2 separate regions of the Homo sapiens genome follow, and region 1 is linked to region 2. A link is an interaction called in ENCODE POLR2A ChIA-PET data of the cell type or tissue named here. Cell type or tissue: B cell. All regions are shown on one strand. Each heading gives the region's core, and the rest is flanking DNA. Links, peaks and the distances in the headings are about the cores only.

Evidence for each region. Peaks named below come from ENCODE experiments on the same cell type or tissue, not always from the same donor. Only the 100,000 strongest peaks of a DNase experiment are listed, where the experiment ranks them.
Region 1: POLR2A ChIA-PET joins it to region 2 with 6 read pairs; 1 of 35 experiments calls an interaction of 5 or more read pairs at or near these places.

Annotation. Positions count from the first base shown.
Region 1 is chr17:60,082,340-60,094,795 of GRCh38, reverse strand. It overlaps HEATR6-DT (HEATR6 divergent transcript), which reads right to left. Exons shown (of 2, transcript NR_135648.1): 2 at 6,101-6,635. It also overlaps the pseudogene WFDC21P. Among named protein-coding and RNA genes, the nearest start is that of HEATR6-DT, 9.3 kb to the right of the region's middle. RefSeq lists enhancers at 5,245-5,454, 5,645-5,714. In B cell, for the core only: no CTCF peak of the experiment used is centred there; DNase peaks (open chromatin) are centred at 3,425, 4,165, 5,285 and 5,455; H3K4me3 peaks cover 3,045 bases; H3K27ac peaks cover 4,513 bases.
Region 2 is chr17:59,636,996-59,649,451 of GRCh38, reverse strand. CLTC (clathrin heavy chain) reads right to left here. Exons shown (of 32, transcript NM_004859.4): 2 at 4,969-5,176; 3 at 1,786-2,054; 4 at 1,051-1,212. Among named protein-coding and RNA genes, the nearest start is that of CLTC, 23 kb to the right of the region's middle. RefSeq lists a silencer at 7,111-7,190. In B cell, for the core only: no CTCF peak of the experiment used is centred there; DNase peaks (open chromatin) are centred at 5,791 and 7,171; H3K4me3 peaks cover 2,602 bases; H3K27ac peaks cover 5,137 bases.

The DNA.
Region 1 (12,456 bases), core at 2,942-10,941, 450 kb before region 2:
AATTGTTCCATGGCAGGCAGGTCTATGCAAACCTACCCCCAAAGTACAAGGAAGCTGAGAGGCTGAAGAAAGAGGCTGACAAATCCTATCTCTTAGAAGGTAACATTTAATAGGGACCTACAAACAGAAGCCATGTCTGTGTCTCTGGTGGTGGAGAGATGAGATGGTGGATCCCTGCACCATTACCCCACAGACCCAGGGCTGATATACCACAGGAAAAGGGCATACATGATTCAGAAGTGATGTGTAGAACAATTAAAGTATGATAACACCAAAGTTGTTTTGACCTAAGAGCAGAATTTACAGTAAGTATGTGCTGTTACACAAGGAATAACAGACAAACTAGAAATTTTATTTATTTTTTGAGATGGAGTCTCGCTCTGTCGCCCAGGCTGGAGTGCAGTGGCATGATCTCGGCTCACTGAAAGCTCTGCCTCCCAGATTCTCTTACGCCATTCTCCTGCCTCAGCCTCCCGCATAGCTGGGACTACAGGCGTCTGCCACCATGCCCAGCTAATTTTTTTGTATTTTTAGTAGAGACAGGGTTTCACCATGTTAGCCAGGATGATCTTGATCTCCTGACCCTGCGATTTGCCCATCTCGGCCTCCCAAAGTGCTGGGATTACAGGCATGAGCCACGGCGCCCGGCCACAAACTGGAAATTTTAATGGCCTTCCCAGAGCAGAGGTTAATCTGAAGGCAACATGGCAGATTACAACATGGAGTTGCTTTGGCCTTCACACAGTGACTTCAAGAAATTAAGAATCCCCAAAAGTAGCCACTCTCTTTAGGAGTACAGTGGAGGGCGGCAGCAGTGGTGGTAGTGATGGTGTTGGTAGAAGAAAGAGGTTAGGCTGACTTGTCAATGTCAGCCATTCTAACTGACTTTTGAATCATTAGATTCTCCAATGAGAATCTGCATTGTCTTAATTAGCTGCTGCAACAAAAGTAAATTGTCCCAAAGCTCAGTGGCTTGAAATAACAATTGTTCTCTGTTGCAGAAAGTCAGGAACCCCAAACGGAGGGACCGGCTGGAGCTGTGGCAGAGGAACATAAATTGTGAAGATTTCATGGACATTTATCAGTTCCCAAATAATACTTTTATAATTTCTTATGCCTGTCTTACTTTAATCTCTTAATCCTGTTATCTTCGTAAGCTGAGGATGTACGTCACCTCAGGACCACTGTGATAATTGTGTTAACTGTACAAATTGATTGTAAAACGTGTGTTTGAACAATATGAAATCAGTACACCTTGAAAAAGAATAGAATAACAGCGATTTTTAGGGAACAAGGGAAGACAACCATAAGGTCTGACTGCCTGTGGGATTGGGCAAAAAGAGCCATATTTTTCTTCTTACAGAGAGCCTATAAATGGACATGCAAGTAGGAAGGATATCGCTAAATTCTTTTCCTAGCAAGGGATATTAATATTAATACTCTGGGAAAGGAATGCATTCCTGGGGGGAGGTCTATAAAGGGCTGCTCTGGGAATGTCTGTCCTATGCGGTTGAGTTAAGGACTGAAATACACCCTGGTCTCCTGCAGTACCCTCAGGCTTATTAGGGTGGGGAAAAACCCGGCCCTGGTAAATTTATGGTCAGACCAGTTCTCTGCTCTTGAACCCTGTTTTCTGTTGTTTAAGATGTTTATCAAGACAATATAAGCACCGCTGAACATAGACCCTTATCAGGAGTTCTGCTTTTGCCCTTGTCCTGTTTTCTCAGAAGCATGTGATCTTTGTTCTGCTTTTTGCCCTTTAAAGCATGTGATCTTTGTACCTGCTCCCTGTTCATACATCCCCTCCCCTTTTGAAATCCTTAATAAAAACTTGCTGGTTTTGAGGCTTGGGCAGGCATCACGGTCCTACCGATATGTGATGTCACCCCCAGCAGCCCTGCTGTAAAATTCCTCTCTTTGTACTCTTTCTCATTATTTCTCAGCCGGCTGATACTTATGGAAAATAGAAAGAACCAACGCTGAAATACTGGGGGCGGGTTCCCCCAGTAGTTCTCATGAATCTGTCAGTCAGCTAGGGGATCAGAAGGGGGTCAGCTGATCTGTTGGTCAACTAGGGGGTCAGAAACCCAAATCTTGCTGGTTTAACTTGTTATCCCTTACTGGTTATCCCTCCCTGTGTGAAATCCAAAACTGGAGTACTTGAACAGCAAGCAGCTTTCCTCCAAGTGGTGATTCTGGGACCAGGCTCCTTCCATCTTGTAGTCTTCACCAGCTTCAACACATGGCTTCCAAGATAGCTTGCTTATGTGCTTCATGCCAGCAATAGGAAGAAGACAGTGGAAGGCTGTGCATGGGGAGCAGGGGAGTTAGGGGTCTCACACTGGAAGTGGAGTGGATCACTTCTGCTCATATTCCATTAGCTAGAACTCAATTGCATGGCTGTAGCAAACCAATGGCAAAGAAAGCTAGGAAATGTAAGCTACTGTGTCCTCAGAAAGAAGAAATGAGTCTGGTAAACAGCCAGCCAGCCTCTGCCACTCATATAGAGGCTTTCCTCCCCAGCTGTGGCTAAAGTGAAAAAGACTGACCAGCTATTTACCAAACTTAGTGGTCAAGCATTCCACAGAGTCATCCTCGTAATGTGAATGTTCTTCTGACCATTCAGAGCCTACGGAGCAGCAAAGCTGGTATTTAGAGCAGCTTTTGCAAAAGGAGAAATAAAAACTTAGATACAAAAGATGGATCAACATTTCTGAGAACCTGTAATACAAGAAGGCTTGAGTTTTTTTTTCAAGTTGGAAAGAGGAAGTAAAATGTTATTATAATCAAATATGGGATTTTCCCTACATCTGAATGTGCCAGGAGGCTTTTTACCCTAGGAAGTCTCTACTTGTTAACATTTCAGACAGTGTGACTGAATGAGGAATTCTAGATAGTTCTGTGAAGACTGGGGGAAGAAGAAAAGAGGATGCCAGTCCTTGTTCCTAGGCCAAGACCTGAGCCCTGTAATATTAATATTTGGATCTAAAATCAGGTAAACAGGGGTGTGTAAGGAAAAGTCATAAACAGTGTCATGTGAAGGAGAGAGCTTGGGATTTGAAATCAGAAAGACTTGGGGAATTAAGTTGTGTAAACCTGGGCAAACTACTGTCTCTTCGTGTGTGAAATGAAGACAACCTCTGAGAATGTTTTTGATCTTTAAAGGGGGTAGCGATAGGAGATCTGCATGTGGGGTGGGGGGTAAAATCTGGCACACAGAAGGAACTGGCCCAGTATATGCCAGTTCCTTTCTCCCTGCCCCATTTCTCTCTGTCATTCAAAGTGGCCACCATTCTTTAGAAGTCTTAATTATTAGGCAGAAGAAGCTGTTTCCCTTGGCTTAGAGAGCTTTTTTGAAAATACTTAATGCTAAACACAGGTCTATAGAATCCAGAAAGGTCAGCTTCCTACTGGGGCTTAAGCTTCCAAATACCTGTGTCATGACCCAGGATGCACATGCTGGGAGGGAAGACATAAATCATAGCCCATCTCTGCCCATCTGTGTTGTCATCAAAGGAAACTTCCCCAAGCAACATGATGTTGGGTTAAATAACTTGTCCTCAGTCATGCAGCTACTAAGTTGGAGTCAGGATCTGAGTCCAGGTGATCTGATTTCTGAGCTCAGATTCTTAGGCTTACCTGAGACACTATCTAGATCTGGTACAAGATGAAGAGGTGTAGGTGGAAGGATGCATGCCTTATATAAGATTGTGACTTTATTGACCCTCCCTTGCTAATGACTCTTTAGGCAGAATTGGTCACATACTAAGCTTCCTGACCTCCATATGGGAATCATGAGCCCGCATAGAGCCATGGAAGTGACAGTAATACTAGCTTCAGCCTTGGAGTCTCTTCATGGTTCAGTTTACAATATCCAGCAGAATAAAATAGGGACAGGTTCTGAGTTTTCTTTATCTTGAAATATTTCCTTAATTAAATTATACACTTTTGCATGAGCTGTCTGTAGATGCCCTGCTCTAGGGAATAGAAAGACATGCATCCTCTTTCTCAGAAATTCACAATAGTAGCTGCTAGTGTTGAGGGCCCTGTGCCAGGGGTATGTATGTGTACACATATTGTAATTTGGTCTGTCCAACATTGAAGTAGGAATTATACTCCCCACTTTACAGAAAAGAGAAGTGAGGCTCAGAAAGGGAAGTTAATTTTCCCAAGGTCACACAGCTAGCAAGTAGTGAAGCAGATGCGAACCAGACCCGTCACACTCCGGGGTCCTCACTCTCAGGCCACTGTGCTATACTCGGATCAGGCTTGTTTTCACAACCTCGAAACGGCCTTAGTAAACAGCCAGCAATAAGGGCCACATGCTGCTCCTCAACTCACTTAAAACCGAAGTAACAGTTTTGGGTGGATGGCACCTACTTTTAATCTGATTGAGTACTCAGAAGCCTCTAGAGTGAGTTGCTTAGCTCAAAGCAGTTATTTTGTGCTAATGAAATTGTGATTACGGGTGCCACACTAGATGAAGCAGAATTCTGTGACCTCAAAAGCTCATTTATCTGTACCCAGAGATGAGTCCAAATTATTTTCTAAGAATTTGGATGTAGCCTGACAGTAATGTGTACTAGTATAGACCACTGTCTTTGGAGTTTGACTGTGGTTCTGCCATTTAACTATTACTTGGGGCTAGTTAAACTTTCTGTGGCTTAATCTTCTCAACTGTAACGTGGCAATAATAATGCCTGTCTGTATTGGAAACCACGTGAAGTGTCTTCCTAATTACAATGGCTCTCTGAATGCTCCTCATCATCCCAAAACACACATTATTGAGGATAATAAATGCCCATTATTGAGAGCTGAGGATGAAAGATCAGTAAGACCCCATGCTAGCCAGCAAGATACAGGAGAGAAATGTAAAATGATCATAATAATTAATTACAATAGAGTCTGACAAGTCCTATGACAAAATAAGTACTAAAGAGAATGTTACTCTCCTAGGGGTGGAAGTTGAGGAAGGTTTTGGAGGTGACATTTAGGCTGGGCCTTGTTAGATAAGAAGGATTTGCAGAAAAGGTCAGTTGTTTGCCCAAAGGACTTCTAACCAATGGCATTTCAGGAACTGTGATACATGAAGTAGAACAGAGTGGGTCTCTCCCTGTAACCTCAGAGTTAGGAACCAGAAGTGAAACATCATGTACTTTAGACTTACAAGTGAAGTCTAAAGTTGACTTCACTTTAGAAAGTGGCCCAGGGGGCCTATCACAAGGTTGCAAACTTGTCTCACTACCCTCAACTAGCCCAGGTATCCTCCTTATCTCACATTATATAAGGTATCTTGTGGGACACACGACACATGGCCAAAAGTTATACATGTCTCCCTGCATCCTTGCCATTGGAGAGGGAAGAGGGTATATTTCTCCCTACCCCTGACAACATCCCCACTCCCCTGCAAAAAAAAAAACAACGGGAGTGTGTGTTTAAGAAAATCATTCATCTAGATTAGGAGTGCTACAAGGAGGGGGAAATGAAACCTCACTCCCCAGCTGGTTGGTTACTATGGTCCCGCCCCCACTCCCACCCCAGAGCTGCAGGACGAGAGATATCCTAGAAGAGTTTAATATGCATAACTTGAGTTTGGGTTCTCAGAAATGAAGTTGGATGAGATGAAGCAGAGCTTTATCTCAAGAAAATTACATAGCTCCTATAGGCAAAGACCATCACATCTGCCTAGGTATCCAGCAACAGAATCAGACCAAGGCAGTGGGAGACTGAGGCCACCTCTCTACCACCAGCAGGTGATAAGGGAGCACCCCTGCCTGTTCTGTACTGCTTTTCCCTGCCCTCATTTCCAGAGGTGCTAGGCCTGGAAGTTGGGGGTGGAGGTGGGCGGGTGTGGTGGGTCGGGGGAAGAAGGGAAAGAGCAGACTGCACCCTTGCTACCTGGCACCTAGCTCCCAGACTGTAATTTCTCTGGGATTCTCTCATGCCTAGCCCACGCCTGGCCCAGAGCAGACATTCAATACTTATGTTGAAAATGAATGAGTGAATGAATATACATAATAAAAGTTAATACTCATCCCTCCACCCTCCCCACGCCAGCCCCTTTTTCTCAGTCACTCACAGCTTTTTTGATTTAGGAGTCTTTTTCATTATTTAACTTTTTTTTTTTTTAATTTTGTAGAGACAGGGTCTTGCTCTTGTTACCCAGGCTGGTCTTGAACTCCTGGGCTCAAATGATCCTCCTGCCTTGGCCTCCCAAAGTGCTGGGATTACAGATGTGAGCCACTGCAACTGGCCTGGTGTAGGAGTCTTATTTTTCTGTCAGAGGAGGGCGTTCCCTTGGCTCAGAGCCTTGCTTAGGTAATGTAGAAGGACCCAGGGTACACAGGGTGGGTGGCTATTCTCCAGAAATGTCAGTTTCTGGGCAGGGCTTAGGTGTCTGCAGTCCCTAGTCCCACCCCTGGCCTTGCATTCCAGCTCAGCGGGTGGAAGGTATAAATTTCAGCTGCTCTCAGCCCTGCTGTGTTTTTCCAAAGCCTTCCAACAGCAACATGAAGTTGGCAGCCTTCCTCCTCCTGTGATCCTCATCATCTTCAGCCTAGAGGTACAAGAGCTTCAGGCTGCAGGAGACCGGCTTTTGGGTGAGTCCAGGCAGAAGGTAGCCCTGTTCATTTTTCCTTGAATGAGGGGGCCAGAAAGTAGGACATCAGGGACCAGTGTGTGTGGGGAGGAGAGGGGAAGAAAGGAAAGAAGAAAAGGTCTTAAAAGGCCACTGCAGGGACCCTCCAACTGCCGCTACTCAGCTCCCCAGAGCAGAATCTCTTTTCTTCTACCTCCACCTTCCCGCACTCCTTTCCCTGGGTCACCGCTCCATTTGGAATCTCTGTACCTCCCCTCTTACCCCCTCATCAGCCACCCTCTGACTCCTGCCCTCTCCCTCTCCATAAGCTTCTTCCTCTCTTGCTACAAGTAAATTGGATCACCTAGAGAAAATATTTTCTGAATCATGTTAAATATTAATCATCTCAATCTCTTCTTTTCCTTTTACCAACATTCTCAAAGGAGTAATCTTAATTCTCTGCCCTTATTCCCCCATAAGTTATTCCTTGACCCCTTGAAGATGGCCTACAGCCTCCATCCCTGCCCCATCACTCTCCTGAAACTTCTCTCCCAGATCCTGTGGACAAATCTCATGACTCCTCAGTCACCAAGTCTTTAACCTCTGTAGTGTCCGACACTGCTCGCCACCTCCTCAGTTCTCAAACTTTCTTTTCTCCTGTATTATCCTTCATGGTATTTTATTCTTCTCTCTAAACATTATTGGATTCAGTTATTACTTTCCTCTCTTCTTTGCTCTCCTTCCCCTGACATTAAACTGGTTGCCAAATACTGTCCATTCTCTGAGAGTGTCTCTTGCATATGTTCTTTCCTTACCCTGCCATCTCCCATTGTCACGCAGTATTTCCAGCCCCGATGACCTCATGTCTGGGCCATCCAAGGAGCTTCCTAATAGCTCTCCCTGCCCCTGTCTTTCTGCAGCAGTTTGCTTGCTTGTTGAATTCTGTTCCATTCTAGGCTCTCACACCAGAATAATCTTCCTAATTAAACAGCAATCACATCTCTCTCTTGATCTATCAAATGAAATCCAAACTCCTGAGGCCCTCGAGATCTGCCCCCCAACCCCCGTAACTTTATCCCCTGCTTACTTTTCCTGCTTCATTTCCAGCTGTTCCCTAACACTTACCCAGCCCTCCATCTGCCACTCCTCCTGTGTTCCTTGTGTTTCACGGTGAGGAGTGAAGTGGATGAGGCACCCAGGGTGCAAACATGAAATGGGTGCTCACCGCCAGCATTGTGCAAGGCACCTCACTTGCCTCACCCTCATCCCAGCCCTTTTGCATTTCCCCTTGTGAACTGTTGCTAGTAATTCTTCTTTCTTCTCACAACACTCCACCCATGCCCCTCAGTTCTGCCTTAAAAAGATTCCTGCACTTCAAAACTCACCTTTTCTGATTAATCTAATTGGAAGTAATGTCATATTCTCTGAGCCTTTTTTTTTTTTTTTTGGCAGGATCTTGCTTTGTTGCCCAGACCAGAGTGCAGTGGCATGATCATGGCTTACTGCAGCCTCAATCTCCTGGTCTCAAGTGATCCTCCTATCTCAGTCCCCCAAGTAGCTGGGACAACAGGCATGTGACACTAAGCCTGGCTAATTAAAAAAAAAAAAAATTGTAGAGACTGGGTCTCACTGTATCACCCAGGCTGGTCTCAAACTTCTGTGCTCAAGTGATCCTCCCACTTCAGCCTCCCAAAGTGCTGGGATTACAGGCATTAGCAACCATGCCTAGCTGAGACTCTTTAATTCTTCAGATATACCTCTCTTAGGACACTTGTTACATATTGCTTTGTTTTTAGTACTTTGAATATGTTTTATCCATATTGTTAGACTCTAAGCTTGTTTGTCTTATATCTTTGTATTTGCTGGATAATTTCCTCTATTTTATACATAGTAAGAAATCAACATATACTTAATAAGTATATATTATTGACTTAATAAGTCAAACTGCTGTGAGTGGGGAAGAGGAATCTTCAGCCTGCTCACCACAAATCAACAAAAGCTACGGGAAGCATGGGGGGATGGTACTGATTTTCTCTGAGGTCTACAACTACATTGAAGATATCCCACCAGGTCCCCTTCTTATACCCCTCAGATACTGCTAATCAGTCCTAGCACTCTTTCTCTTTGAACCTGGACAAGGTGTCTGACCCTTCTCAACACAGCATCAGACAGCCACCTCTATTGACTGAAGTTGACAATGGAGAATAAAACTCATTACCCCTGCTGAATCCAGGGGCCCCTTTTTACAGATGAGAAAAGTTCCAGAAAGACCCAGAGACATAATCAGGTAAAGAAATTCCTGCTAATAGCTGAGTAGCCAATCAAAGTACAGTACATATTCATCCAGAGTTCTGCATATGTTTTCCTAAAAGCCTGTGCGATCTTAACCAACTCTTTGAGCCTACTTCATTGGTCCTCAAAGAGCTTGATGTTCTGGGAACTTGGGAGCCTCCAATCAGGTCCAGAATGACTCCTTGAAATTTGGAGATATGTACCTAGGTCAGGATGAGCTTCACCATGTGGGACAGCAGAAGGTGCTCAGACTGAGGGGCCAGGCAAATCTCAGTTGAATCTCACTTCTGTACCCACTGGCTAGCAAGTCACCTCTGTGAGCCCCAACTGCCACACCTGTAAAGTGGGCCTAGTAAGACTCACTGCATGGGGTGACTGCAAGTGTCTCCCGATGGCACATGGTAAATGTGAGTCTCTTCTTCTCCACTCTATTCCCTGCAGAGTGGGGAAAGTGAAGACATTTAAGTGGGTTTCTCTGCACTTCCCCTCCACAAACACAATTATCCCCATCTCTAAAGTCGGCCTTACTGTTTTGAGATTATGTGAATGCATTGCTTTTAACTAGAATATATAAGATGTTAATGATATTATTCTTCAAGTAATAAATCATATTGCATATTGAATGAAAAGAAAAATGTAGAACTGACTTCTTAATCAAGGGCTGTTCTCCCTAGCATCTGTCCCAAAAGTACGGTGGTTTTCAGCACATCCGTTCTTCCATAGGTACCTGCGTCGAGCTCTGCACAGGTGACTGGGACTGCAACCCCGGAGACCACTGTGTCAGCAATGGGTGTGGCCATGAGTGTGTTGCAGGGTAAGGACAGGTAAAAACACCAGGCCCTCCCTGCTTTCTGAAACGTTGTTCAGTCTAGGTAGGTTGTGCACTTGGTCTCAGTGGGACTTTCCAGAAATGAGTAGGACAGAAACCTACCTGTCTCCCTCTTCCCCCACCCTTCCCAAGAAAAAGATGCATCCATCACAGGCTGGTGGTTTCCACACCTTTAAAATAATTCCCTAACCCAGTATGCCCTGGAGAAAAATTGGACTATTTACTTAAGCAAAATGATAAAAATCACACATAATCCCCCACCCCAAAACAATGTCTGCTTAACACTTTGGTGCATATTTTAAACATACACAAATATGTAATATTTATATAAAAATGAGATAATCATGTGCCTATTTTTATTTTTTATTTCACTTAAAAGTAGCTACCAAACAACTTTTAATGTCAATACTAATGCTTCTATCCCATCATCTTTGATAACCTATAGAAGTTCATCAGCTATGCTCAGATACTTAGCAACCTTTAGTAATACATGTTTAAGATATTTCTTATTTTGATATTATGAATATGATTGTAACAAATACTAAATTGGCATACACACACTTATTAACTTCCTTGGGACAAATTCTAAGATGTAAAATTGATGACTAAAGAGTATGTTCATTGGTCGGGCCCGGTGGCTCACACCTGTAATCCCAGCACTTTGGGAGGCTGAGGCGGGCGGATCACGAGGTCAGGAGATCGAGACTATAATGGCTAACATGGTGAAACCCTGCCTCTACTAAAAATACAAAAAAAATTAGCCAGATGTGGTGGGGGCACCTGTAGTCCCAGATACTCAGGAGGCCGAGCCAGGAGAATGGCGTGAACCTGGGAGGTGGAGCTTGCAGTGAGCCGAGATCGCACCACTGCACACCAGCCTGGGCAACAGAGGGAGACTCCATCTCAAAAAATAAAAATAAAAATAAAAATAAAGAGTATGTTCATTTTAACCCTGTGATGTACATTGCCATGTTGACTTATGAGAACCCCTTTTCTGTGAAAATATCTCAGGGGCCTCACAGGATAATTTATTTGTTTTCAGTAGCCATTAGTTGAAAAATGCATAATAAAAAGCTACCAGTTTTGATTATAAACTAAGTTGCACTAAACACAACAGAATCAGCATACACTTTAAATAAAAACCCTTTGTGTTCAGAATGTATTGTTTGGCCAATCCACCTGCAATCCTTGGACTGCTTAGGGCCTGGCTGGCTCTTTGCAGGTGTGATTGATTTCCCAAATTGGGAACTGTTGCCTCTTGATTGTATTCTGTGGATCCAGGTCCCCAAAACAGCAGGTCTCGGGCAAAATTTTTTTTGTCTTTTTCTCAGATGAAGAGTTATCTTAAGGATCATCTTTCCCTAAGATCGTCATCCCTTCCTGGAGTTCCTATCTTCCAAGATGTGACTGTCTGGAGTTCCTTGACTAGGAAGATGGATGAAAACAGCAAGCCTGTGGATGGAGACTACAGGGGATATGGGAGGCAGGGAAGAGGGGTTGTTTCTTTTAATAAATCATCATTGTTAAAAGCACTCATACTATTTGAGTTATTTGGTTAAAGGTGAGGAGGAGGGGGAGGAGGACAGATGACATTTGTTGCGTACTGACTATCAACAAGGACCATGTTAAATTCTCCCCAGGCATTATCTAAGTAACCTTAACAACCTTTTGACTGCACTTCTTATCATTACCATTTGAGGACACTGAGGTTTGGGGCAGAGTCATATAGCAGGTAAGTGTCAGGGCCTAAACTATAATCTCATGTCGAACGCCATATAAGTCCTATGCATTATAGCATGGTGGTCAGGAGCCCTGACTCTGAATTTCAAACCCAGGCACACCACACAGCCATGTGGCCTTCAGTGAGAGTCTTCATCTTTCTGTGATTCGACTCATATATATAATAGTACCTCATGAAACTACAAAGATTAAAGAGGGTCACATAAAGTGCTGACACATAGAAAGCATTCAGTAAGTGTTAACTACAATGATTATTAACACAGTAGTACCCCTAATCCACGGGGGATATGTTTCAAGACCCCCAGTGAATGCACAAAACCGTGGATCGTATCAAACTCTACATATACTGCCGTGGATAGTATCAAACTCTCTATATATGTGTTCTGTCCTATAAATACATCCTTATGATAAAGTAAATTTATAAATTAGGCACAGTAAGAGATTAACAATAACTAATAATAAAATAGAACAAATATAACAATATGCCAGCATCACTACTCTTATGCTTTGAGACCACTAAGCAAAATAAAGGTTACTTGAACACAAGCACTGGGACAGTGGATCTCATAACTGAGATGGTTATTAAGTGACTAACGGGTGGGTAGCATATAAAGCGTGGATATGCTTGACTAAGGGATGATTCACATTCCAGGCAGAATGAAGTGGGATGGCGCAAGATTTCATCACGCTACTCAGAACAGCAGCAAGTTGAAATGTATGAATTGTTTATTTCTGGAAATTTCCATTTCGTTTTTTTTTTCTTTTTTTTTTGGACGGAGTTTTACTTTGGTCACCCAGGCTGGAGTGCAATGGTGTGATCTCGGCTCACTGCAATCTCTGCCTCCCAGGTTCAAGTGATTCTCCTGCCTCAGCCTCCCAAGTAGCTGGGATTACAGGCGTGTGCCAACACGTCCGGCTAATTTTTGTATTTTTAGTAGAGATGGAGTTTCACCATGTTGGTCAGCTGGTGTCGAGTTCCTGACCTCCAGTGAGCAGCCCGTCTCGGACTCCCAAAGTG
Region 2 (12,456 bases), core at 2,702-10,701:
TCAGACATAAGATGTGGGCATCTGATCTTGCCTAAAACTAGACTTTGAACAGGGAGCTAGGAACACAAAAGTATTAGGATTTCAGAGATGCTACTCTGGTAGTGGAAATAGTAGTCAAATCGAATTTCCAAGCATCCAGAAATGCAATCATGGATCCAGAAGTGTCCTCAGAGTTCTGTGGAATAGTTGTTGGCTGGGACCCTGACCACTGCTCATTTTCCATTATTTCTCCTCATTTCCCAGTCTTGGTTTTACAGCCTCCCCAGCTGTTGTAAACTATCCAATATCCTTCACTAAACAGACCATTGCTCTAATCAACCAGACCTTGTTTCTATTACCTGCAACTAAGTCTAATATACAAAGTACTACAATCTGTCCAGGCGATTCCAATGTGTAGTCATGGTTGAAAACCTCTAACTTAAGTCAGTGTTATTCACCTGTAGTCTACATTGCCTCTATATCAAGCCATATAAGGTATTTAAAATGCAGATTATATTGGGAGACCAAGGCGGGAGGATCACTTGGACCCAGAGGTTTGAGACCAGCCTGGGCAGTATAGTGAGACCCTGTCTCTACAAAAATACAAAATTTAGCCAGGCATGGTGGCACATGCCTGTAGTCCCAGCTACTCGGGAGGCTGAGACAGAGGGATCACTTGAGCCCAGAAGGTCGAGGCTGCAGTGAGCCCATGACTGCGCCACTGCACTCCAGCCTGGGCAACAGAGTGACACCCTGTCTCAAAAAGCAACAAATAAACAAAAAAAATTATAGGCAACACCTACTAAATCAAACTCTCTAGATGTACAGCATATAAATGTGCACTTTAGCAATCAAAGAATATAAACAGCCAACAGAACGAGTTGTGAAAGAACATTATTCATTTTAGACAAGTATCACTAGATGCAAAATTTGAACAAATTAAGTCACCACAAATGTGAATACTAAAATTACTTAGGAAGGGAGAAGGCTATTTTGAAATTAGATGACTAATTCATAGCAGAAAGCCAAATACAAGTTCTCATTAAAATAATTACCAAAGCCAAAACTTACCTTCCCTCCAGCTTGGCCCCGAACTGCAAAACAAAATAACGTTGATTCTTCTGCATTTCCTTCCATCTTAAACTGTGCAAAGCTAGCTGCATGTCCTTCAATGGGCTGAGACACTTTCCTATCTACAGAATATAGCTGCATAGCTCCCACCACACGATTTTGCTATAAAGGATCAAAGAGAATAACGTTTGAAGACCCATAAATCAAAAACTCTCAGATTCATCAAGTAATGAAATAATTAGAATGCTTTGTCATCTTTAGCAGGATTTATAATTATTTGTCACTTCATCTCTCACTGTAGATTTGATACTTCTTAACTTAAAATCAGCCCCAAACATTATCTTGTTAAAGCCTAACATAAATGTTTAAAATATGCCTCATATACGTCTTAAACAAAAAGGTATAGAAGCATTCATTCTGCAGTAAATACTCCATAATAAATCCCAAATCATTCTTACAGAAACTCAATTTCTACTCAATCTCCACAGAAGAGCTAAAAACGCTTGGTAAGAGCATTCTGAAATTATATGTCAGTATAGCAAGGGAGCGAGGAAGAAGAGAAGGGAGGGAGGAAGGAGAAGAGAAGGGATGGGAGGAAGGAAAAAAAAAGTCTTCCAAAATAAGTGAAATTCAACAGGATTGAGTATAGAAAGACCTAATTTCAAAATCAAACTGCATTCTGGGCACAACCGTGTTCTAAACCTCTTCTTCATAAAAAAATAGTTAAAATGTTACCTGTGCAGATATACCAGTCAGAAGTAACCACTTTTGTTTTGCATCTGTACGGTAATTGATAATCTGGCACCCTGCAAGGCTAGAATGGCGATCAAACATTTTCACTGGCTGAGACTCTCCTTCCATACTCCAGTGATAAACTGCATTATCCGTAACAAGAGCAACCGTATTCAAAGAGATCCATTTCCAAAAGGTGACATCATCAGTCATGGTATGAGCCTTCATTTTACTTTTCATTTCAATGTTAAAAATCTGAAGAGTTTTCCCAGCTAAAAACAAAATCAAGAATTATAAATCATTAAAAGAGTAAAGTTTAGAATGAATACCTACCTAGACTAGCTCTGTCACTTCCAAACAAAAATAGTTCTATTACGAGACGAGTTGCATCGATACAGCAGCAACCATTAAAGAGGTAACAGCTAAGACTAAGCAAACAATCTACATCTACGTTTTAAGCAAAAACTACATTACCTCTAATAAACACACTTTAAACAGATAGTATGACTTCCATGGAATTCTAAATCCCAACTGAAAATAAGCCTAATGAATAGTTTTCTTAACAATAATTGAAAACAAAGCTGTCACCTTCATACTTGTAATTAAGTATGTTTACTTTACACATAAACTTAGTTGCATGTACACAAGACAAAGCAACTCTGATAACAAACACATGGGGGAAAGAAAATGTATTTTTTTAAAGGCAGTCATCTCTCATCTAAATAAATCTTGTGGAAACTGCTTTTTAAAAAGAGGATCTGCTTCAATTCTGTCTTGTTGCCACTAGCACGTAAGAGAAGTGCCTGCTACATTTAACCGGCTTAAGATAACAAAGGGAAGGTAGAGGTGCTGGAGGAAAGGAGAGGGAGACAAAGGAAGAGGATAGTTTCAGATGCTGTTAATATACTGGAGATAAGAACAAAGTGCAAGCTTCATCCAATTAAGAAAGCAAGCATTTAGTTAAAAAAGGATGAAATTTGCCTTGAGTGTTAAGAGTCCACTGAGTCAGATGCAAAGGCTTGTACTTGTAGTTTGAAATCCATCAGTTCAAAATGTGATTTGGTATAAATTAATAGAGGCCAAAGCCTACAACTATCACTAGGCTATCAAGATTAGTCTTTAAAGACTAAGAAAAACACCATTCCTGAGACACAGAGAATCTGGCTCCTGAAGGACCAAAATTTTAAGATTCGGGTGCTGGGGGGACAAAGAAGGGGGGCAAAACATACAGCTTTGTACTACAACCCTCCGTAACACATGTGCAAAAATTTCTTTCATAAAATGAAGAATGTTATTCCCATCCCACACAGTATGTAAACCACAACCAGACTTGAAAAATTGTGAGAGTTACAGTCCTGTTTATAAAAAGAAGCCAAGGGGTTCAAAACTGGCTTCAGAGGGAAGCAGTATTTTGGAATGACTTACTTTCCTTTGCTGCCTTCCTCAACTCCCAGATTATTAGGGGTTGGAATATATACATAAGTGGGGTGGTCTTGGGGAGGGGGACAAGGGATGACAGCTTGACTCCATAGTGCAGACATATAGGGACAAATCTATGATGTTATTGTACAATGCTCCGAAAATCTTTTCAATTTATTCTTTTTATAGAACAGGACAATAACTAATACAATCTAATTTAAGATAACTCACCATCTGCACACATAAGAAAGCATTAAGAAATGTGATAAGATAACAATAACATTAAAAATAGAAAAGAATTTTGGCAAAATTAAAATGATGGCCTTTTAATAGAGAGGCATGGGAATTGCTAAGGACCTGAATTTAAATTCTTTAAAGAGTCTGAAGGAAGCTTAATACCCTAAATAGAAGTAATAGAAGTAAAACACTTACTGTCACAAAACATCTGGTCCTATGTGAAAGCTGGACCATTTTTCCTCGAGATGAGATGAGTTTCTATCTTAGATATGTGATAGTGACTTATTTGTTTGAATATCCTAGTCCTACCCAACCCTATTCACTCTCCAACTAGTATTATTACTATATACAAAGTTTAAATCATGTAAAGAAAAGTCAAAGTTCAGCACCTCTAATAACTTAGTCACAAATTTATCAACAAATTACTGCGAACTTGAACTCTTCTTTCTTCTATCAAAATGAAAAACAAAGCAGGCAATCGAATGCCTTTTTAAGAGTCAGTTTGTCACCGAGCCCTCTTAAAAACATCTGTTTTAAAGGGTCAATTAGTCTCATTCTAAAGTTCAAAGGAATACAGCTTCCGTGACAGTCTAAGAGTCTTTGAACTCTGTTTAGACTTAAGCTGCACAGTTCCCTTGTTGGGACAATTAAAAAGTTAGTCTGAATAAACTCAAATACCCTTCACTCAAGAGCTTTAATATCCACCTAAATACAAACACACTTTAAACAATTACTGTAAATTCAAGCCATTTCTAGAACCCAATAATCTAAGTGAAACACAAGCCCGAAGTATAAAAAAAAAAGCACAGAATCAAAGGCAAGTTTATCATCATAACAAAATTCTGCAATGTTTAGGTGCTAATATTAGTAAAGTATGTTCTATTCCAGAATATGAATCACTAATTTCTTTCCTCTGTAGAGAGATATGTTTAGCACAGTTTTATACCAGATACAAAATTTAAATGCATTTATTCTAAAACTTAAAATTATTCTAAGTAGATATATGTTAAGACATTCCACAGATACATTCCAAGTAAAAGTAATTAAAGTGGTTTAAATCAAGTTCGGTATTAGCAGATCTATTTTCTTTAACCAAACTTAATCAATATACTTAAAAAGGTAAACCCTAGTTATTGTACTTGCATAAATACATAGGAAGAGCTGGCTGGGCGTGGTGGCTCACGCCTGTAATCTCAGCACTCTGGGAGGCCGAGGCAGGCGGATCATGAGGTTAGGAGTTCGAGACCAGCCTGGCCAACATAGTGAAACCCCATCTCTACTAAAAATACAAAAAAACTAGCTGGTTGTGGTGGCAGGCACCTGTAATTCCAGCAACTCGGGAGGCTGAGGCAAGAGAATCGCTTGAACCTGGGGGGTGGAGATTGCAGTGAGCCAAGATCGTGCCATTGCACTCCAGCCTGGGTGACAAGAGTAAAACTCCGTCTCAAAAACAAACAAACAAACAAAAAAAAAACAAAAAAAAACAAAAACATAGGAAGAGTTTTAAGGAAAACCCACATTCTTTTATACCTTTCAGTGCAATTACTTTGCTAGCTGGATTCATGATGGCGCTGTCTGCTGAAATTGGTCTTCGAATTGGATTACTTGGGTCATTCATATCAATGATTACCACCTGGGCCTGCTCTCCTACTTTTTCTCTAATGCAGATGAATTTGTCAGACTCCATAGTCAGGGTACTGAAGCCAATGTTTGCTGGGTTGATACCCAGGTTCTGGAGCTAGAAAAAATAATAAGAAACCATGTTACCAAGTGGATTCCAAAGACTTGACATTCATATATGCTCATCAACACAAATCCTCACTTAACATTAATGCTTCAAGGTCACAATAACATCTACATTATGTTAATTAAAGAGAGACTATTAATAGCCAAGTATTGGACCTTCTCTTCTTCAAACAAACATGCCATTCAACTGTTTCAAATAAGAGGCAGAACAAATACAGATGAAGTTAAAGGAAAGAGCAACATCTGCAAGGTAGCATGCATGGTTCAAGGGATTTGAGGTAATTGAGTTTCTTGATTTATTTTAAGACCTTGGAACTATTGGACCAGTCCTCTCTCACCCCCCTTAACATGTAGCAGTTATTTGTTCACGCTTCAAGAAGCTGAAAAATTAAGTTACAAGCATAAAAAGATCTAAAATGTCACAGAATTCTTGATCTAAATAAAGGAACTTGAATAGCAAGAGCAAACAAGTTCTAATTCTGTGCAAAAAGTGCCAAAACAAAGATATGTAAGAGGGATCTTGTCAAAGGCTACACAGCTAAAGCAATGTGTTCAAAGGAGGCAGGCGAGAGAATTCTCAACAGAAAGAGCATGTGGTAAAGCACAGAGACGTAAAAGTGTGGTTGGCTAAGGGAACTACAAGTACTTTTGTAACACTATAGGATTGAGGGAGTACACAATTAAGGTTAGAGAAATGAGCAAGGGCCAGACCAACAAGCTAAACATACCTCAGTAAGAATCCTGAGTTTATTCTACAGGCGAAGGGAGCTACTTAAGGATTTTAACAAGGAAAATAATGGAATTAGATTTGCTTTGTGTACTCAGAAAATACTAAAGTATCTGCTAAACAAATATAGTGGATCTAAAGATGGTAGGTCTTTGCAAACCAATTAAGTATGTAAGAACAAAAGTCACTTGTTACTAGGAAGAAATCTCTACCATAGTGGGTTATTAATACTCTGGGTGACTAACTATGTTGTAACAGATTAAGTCCTACTAAAAGAAGCTACATGGAGGCTTTATTTTATTAGCCTTGGCCAGACTAGTTTTATCCCCCTTTCCTCCAAAGGTAATATAATAAATTCGCATGGTACAAAATACACACACACACACACACACACACACACACACACACCCCAGAAAAGAAAAAGCATGGAAAAAAAAAAATCAAGTCTTTCTGTCACCCTTGTCCTCTAGCAATACAGTTTTCCTCCACAAACACCACCACTGTCACTATTATCTTATGGACTAAACCAGCCAAGTTAACTGTATTTTATTTAAATTCTCTTCTGAAACTCTTCTGCTAATAGTGCTTAAACATAACCAGGCCAGGCTCTGAATAAGATATAACATAAGACTACAAGGCTACATTTTACTTTCTCTTCACTCTTCTATCTCAATTACTACTGGTATTAAGTTATTAATGTTATAACTCAGTTATAAAGTGTAGTTACAGTAACTCAGTCACTGAATATAGGGGCAAGAAGTCAAACAACTCTCTAACCATTAATACAAACATCGTAATAAAGTAGATTAACCTGCTTTACAAGCTCAAGTATATGCTGTAATGCAAGGCAAATACACTAGCTTTAAAGTATGTAACTTATAATGTATTTAGTTATAGTAAAGCCTTATAAACCATTAATTTTAACTTCTTCCTGACTTTAACTTTTCTTTTGAGACAGGATCTCACATCTATTTTTCTGAGTAGAGGGTCCTTAGACTCCTTAAGTTTAATTGATAATTATCCTTTCCGATAATTGGAGAAAACATTCCAGTGGGCTCATAAAGTTCATAGAGCTATATACCTAAAAGCAGTAAGTTATGCTGTAAGAATCCTAAGCTACCCTGTAAGAATTCTATGTTTCTAAGTCTCTACCAAGCCTTCATCTAAGGCACTGAGTTTCACCTGTCACAGCTTAAGTCCCACAGTGTTTGAGGAAGTCGGAGTAAAAATAGTGTTAGTCAAATAGTGAAATTAAATTCAAAACCACAAAAGGAAGCAAACCACAGACACTACTAACTGAACCCCAAGTGATTCTAACAGATTCCTTCCTACTTCTCAACTTCAGAGGCAGGTGGAAGATGACTTTAAGAAAACACTATCAGAAAACAATGAGGAGGAAAAAGGAAAGTCAAAAACCTGTGTTTCCAATTCCTTGTTAGATCCCCAGAAAAAAAGCAGTAAGAAAAACACGCTGCATCAGTTAGCAATGACCTTCAGCCTCAGGGTATTTTACTTGTAAAAAAAAAAAAAAAAAAAAAAAACAACAAAGATTTGGCCTGGCACCTTGGTTCACACCTATAATCCCAGCACTTTGGGAGGCTGAGATGAGAGGATCACTTGAGCCCAGGAGTTTGATACCAGCCTGGGCAACATAATGAGACCCCATCTCTGCAAAAACTTTAAAAAATAAGGTAAATAAAAGATCTGGCTTTAAAGTGACAGAACTGCCTGCAACCCTAATCTATGTAATCCTTATATTACTTTCTCATTAAACATATGCTACCAAGAGAGCTATGCATATATATCTTTGATCTCCTTCAGGAATGTATTGGTACTAATCAAAATAGTCCATGTGGAATAGATATACTTTATTTAAAAAATGCAAAATTAAACAGGAGGCAAGTGACAAACTCTTTTTTTTTTTTTTTTTTTTTTTTGAGATGGAGTCTTGCTCTGTCGCCAGCCAGGCTGGAGTACAGTGGCTCGATCTCAGCTCACTACAACCTCTGCCTCCTAGGTTCAAGTGATTCTCCTGCCTCAGCCTCCCGAGTAGCTGGGACTACAGGAGTGCGCCAACATGCCCGGCTAATTTTTTGTATTTTAGTAGAAATGGAGTTTCACCATGTTGGCCAGGATGGTCTCGATCTCCTGACCTCATGGTCCACCTGCCTCAGCCTCAGTCTAGACAAGTCAGTCAGCCTCAGTCTAGACAAGAACAGAAAAGTAGCCTGTAACCTGTAATTCCTTCTTTTCCTCTCTCCCTCAGCCTCTACTAGTGAATGTAGTGTTATTCTACTACGAATGCAGTTATTAGAACAACAGTGATATGGGTTACTTCCCTAGGATTTATGTCCCAGTTTGAGTTAAAACACCAGCAAACATGAACATAATTCTGAAGTTGCAAGTTTTTTGTTTTTTTTTTTGAAACCGAGTCTCGCTCTGTCACCAGGCTGGAATGCAGTGGCATGATCTCGGCTTACTGCAACCTCTACCTCCCCAGTTCAAGCAATTCTCCTGCCTCAGCCTCCCAAGTAGCTGGGACTACAGGCGTGCACCACCACGTCCAGCTAATTTTTGTATTTTTAGTACAGATGGGGTTTGACCACGTTGGCCAGAATGGTCTCGATCTCTTGACCTCATGTTCCGTCCGCCTTGGCCTCCCAAAGTGCTGGGAATACAGGCATGAGCCACGGCGTCCAGCCGTGTCAAATTCTTAATAATGGCACATGTTTAAACATATTAAAAAAGCACACTTAAGTGGTGGTCATTTACACAACTGAACAGGACCCTGCTCCTTCCTATATAGCCTTCCTAATTGTGAGGAAAAAAAGACAGGAACTTCGGCTGGGCGTGGTGGCTCATGCCTGTAATCCCAGCACTTTGGGAGGCCAAGGGGGCGTGGATCACGAGGTCAGGAGATCGAGATCATCCTGGCTAACACAGTGAAACCCCGTTTCTACTAAAAATACAAAATATTAGCCGGGCCCATGGTGGCACACGCCTGTAGTCCCAGCTACTCCAGAGGCTGAGGCAGGAGAATCGCTTGTACCCGGGAGGCGGAGGTTGCAGTGAGCCAAGACCGCCCTACTGCACTCCAGCCTGAGTGACAGAGCAAGACTTTGGCAAAAAAAAAAAAAAGAACTTCAAGTGACCGTATTGGCTAAGAGAAGGTTAAATTTGCTTCCACCTCTTCAAATAAGGTAGGTAAGATTGTTTTCCTTACTGATGTTCCTTTTGAGTGAGAATGTCTAGAACACTCAGCAATTCTTCCCATATTTTCCTGTTATATACTCAAAAGAGAAATATGCCAAAGCACACAATAATAGGACAAGTCACTCTTATTAACTGCAAGTCTGGTTTAGGTATACCCTTACAGTAGGAGCATGTAACAGGGTGGCCAAACTATATAACTATGTCTAGTAATATCAATATAGATTAAAACTTTTAAAATGCAACATATTTTTAAACAGGTTTTATTTTCAAAACAGCACATAGTAACCATAAAGTATTCTCAGTCAGTTATAAAGGTGTGATGGCATATAAGCTATACCACAGAAACTGAATTGTATTTTTATTCTTTATTTATTGAGACAGGGTCTTGCCCTGTTGCCCAGGCTGGAGTGCAGTGGTACCACTGCAGCCTCGACCTCCCAGGCTCAAGTGATCTTCCTACCTCAGCCTCCTCAGTACCTGAGACTACAGGCGCCACCATGCCTGGCTAATTTTTTTTTTTTTTTAAGAGACAGGTTCTCCCTATGTTACCCAGGCTGGTCTCGAACTCCTGGGCTCAAGTAATCCTCCCAGCTCGACCTCCCAGTGTTGGGATTACAGGTATGAACCACTGTACCCAGCCATAAACTGAATTATACACTATGGAACTAAGCATGGATAAAGTCAAAGGACATATACAACATTCTCTATAAACTTGCAGGTATTTTCAGAGGACATATCTGAAATACATGTAATATATCTGGATACATGTATCCAAACTACAGCTACATTTTATTATCCTCTCAATCTGCAAAATGCCATTAGTGTTGAAGCTGGAGATATCCTATTTTAACATATGCTTGGAAATTCCTATGATAAAGTTTTTTTTAACTTAAAAGAATTTTTATTTTGCTGTTATAAGAATATGGAGTCAATAAACTGGGTCCAAAAAAAGGGGCTTGTTTTTTTGAATAGTTATCACGTGCATACAGTAAAGCACTAAAATCTTACAAAAGGTTATACTATGAAAAGTCACCCACCCCGTCTTTCCAGTAATACCCTTCTCCCCTAAGCAATTAGAGATACTTTTGCATTTCAGAGTTATCCTGTAGCATATGAAAGTATGTATTTCCTCCGCCCTTTTCCAACAGAATGGCACAAGACACAAAAGTATACAAATAAACTGCTTCCTTGTTTTTACAGAAAAGCACCCAAACTTTGTAACTCATTTGGTTTCCAGATTCGATTTTGGTCTGCAAGTGGCACTACTTTAGGACTTGACACCTAAACCTGGATCTAAAAAGGCAATTAAACAAATTTATTCCCTATTTATTCTTTAAAACTCTGAAGTACCCTGGAGTTACATGTTACAAATGATTTTAAAATGCATCTCCTTCCTTCTCCATTCCAACTTCTATTAACAGGGGGAGGTGGGGAGTAAAAGGTAGGATTCTGTTTTTATAATGAGAAAATAGTACTTCGGCTTCCCCATAATCTAGAGCAGGGATCCCGAACCACAGGCCGCAGACCAGTATTCCGTTAGCAACTGGGCCACACAGAAGAAGGTGAGCAGCCAATGAGCAGTCATCACCGCCTGAGCTCTACCTCCTGTCATTTCAGCCACGGCATTAGATTCTCATAGGCACGCGAACCCTATTGTGAACTGTGCAAGCGAGGGATCTAGGTTGCTCACTCCTTATGAGAATCTAACGAATGCCTTGTGATCTGAGGTGAAACAATTTCATCTGAGACCATCCCACCCCCACTCCCACCCCCAACCGGTGGAAAAATTTTCTTCCACAAAACTGGTCCCTGGTGCCGCCAAAAAGGTTGTGGACCACTGATCTAGAGAACACAGGCTGTGTTTATGTTTTCTCATATGAAACATTTGAGATGACAGTATCTATCTCAGAGGTGTGAAGATTTAATGTGAATGCAAAGAACAATGCCTGACATCTAACAGCTCAACAGATATTGCCTTCTGTTTTTTTTTAAGAGACAGGGTCTTGCTCTGTCACCCAAGCTGGAGTGCAAGAGATAGGGTCTTGCTCTGTCACCCAAGCTGGAGTGCAGTGATGTGATCACAGCTCACTGTATCCTTAAACTCCTGGGATCAAGCAACCCAGAGCTCACTGATATTAACTATTAATACATACAACATATCAGTACTTTAAGCCAGCTCAAGGTTAGCTTTTTTGCATTTGCATTTTATTATCTGCTTAATTCAGCTGTCCATAGGTTGGCTGAAACTCTGGGTGTGAATTTCTTTCAACTACTGATACTAGATTAGTGGTCTCTGGGTGCTTAACTGCCTCAGACACTATGAAATGCCTTTTTTTTTTTAAAGTTTGTTTTTGTTGGGGAAGTGAGGAGAAAAGGAAATTACACTTTAGGACTTCCAATTCTTTTTTTTCTCATACAGGGTCTTGCTCTGTGGCCCAGGGTGGAATTCAGTGGCACAATCATGGGTCACTGCAGCTTCAACCTCCTGGGCTGCTTAATTCAGCTGTCCATAGGTTGGCTGAAACTCTGGGTGTGAATTTCTTTTAACTACTGATAATAGATTAGCCTTCCAAATAGATGGTACCACCCATACGCCACCATGCCCAGCTAATTTTTTTTTTTTTTTTTTGTAGAGATAGGCAGCACTTTGTTTCCCAGTCTGGTCTCCAACTCCTGGGCTTAAGGGATCCTCCCACCTCAGCCTCCCAAAGTGCTGGGATTACAGGCATGAGTCACTGTACCCGGCTAAAAAAAAAATTTTTTTTTTTTTTTTAAGAAACTTCAGGCTGGGCACGGTGGCTCATGCCTGTAATCCCAGCACTTTGGGAGGCCGAGGCGGGCGGATCATGAGGTCAGGAGATTGAGACTATCCTGGCTAACACAGTGAAACCCCGTCTCTACTAAAAATACAAAAAATTAGCCAGGTGTGGTGACGGGCACCTGTAGTCCCAGCTACTCGGGAGGCTGAGGCAGGAGAATGGCGTGAACCCAGGAGGCGGAGCTTGCAGTGAGCCGAGATTGTGCCACTGCACTCCAGCCTGGGCGACAGAGCAAGACTCCGTCTCAAAAAAAAGAAAAGAAACTTCAGAGACATAACTGAAAGCAGTATGAGCTTTCTTGGATTCTGATTTAAACCAAACAACATTTAGGGACAATGAGGAAAATATGAATATGGACTGGTTTTCTGATATTGTTCTTAAATATCAGGGAGCTATAAATAATATTATGATTATAAGAAAATGTCCTGGCCAGGTACGGTGGCTCATTCCTGTAATTCCAGCACTTTGGGAGGCTAAGGTGGGTGGATTACCTGAGGTCAAGAGTTCAAGACC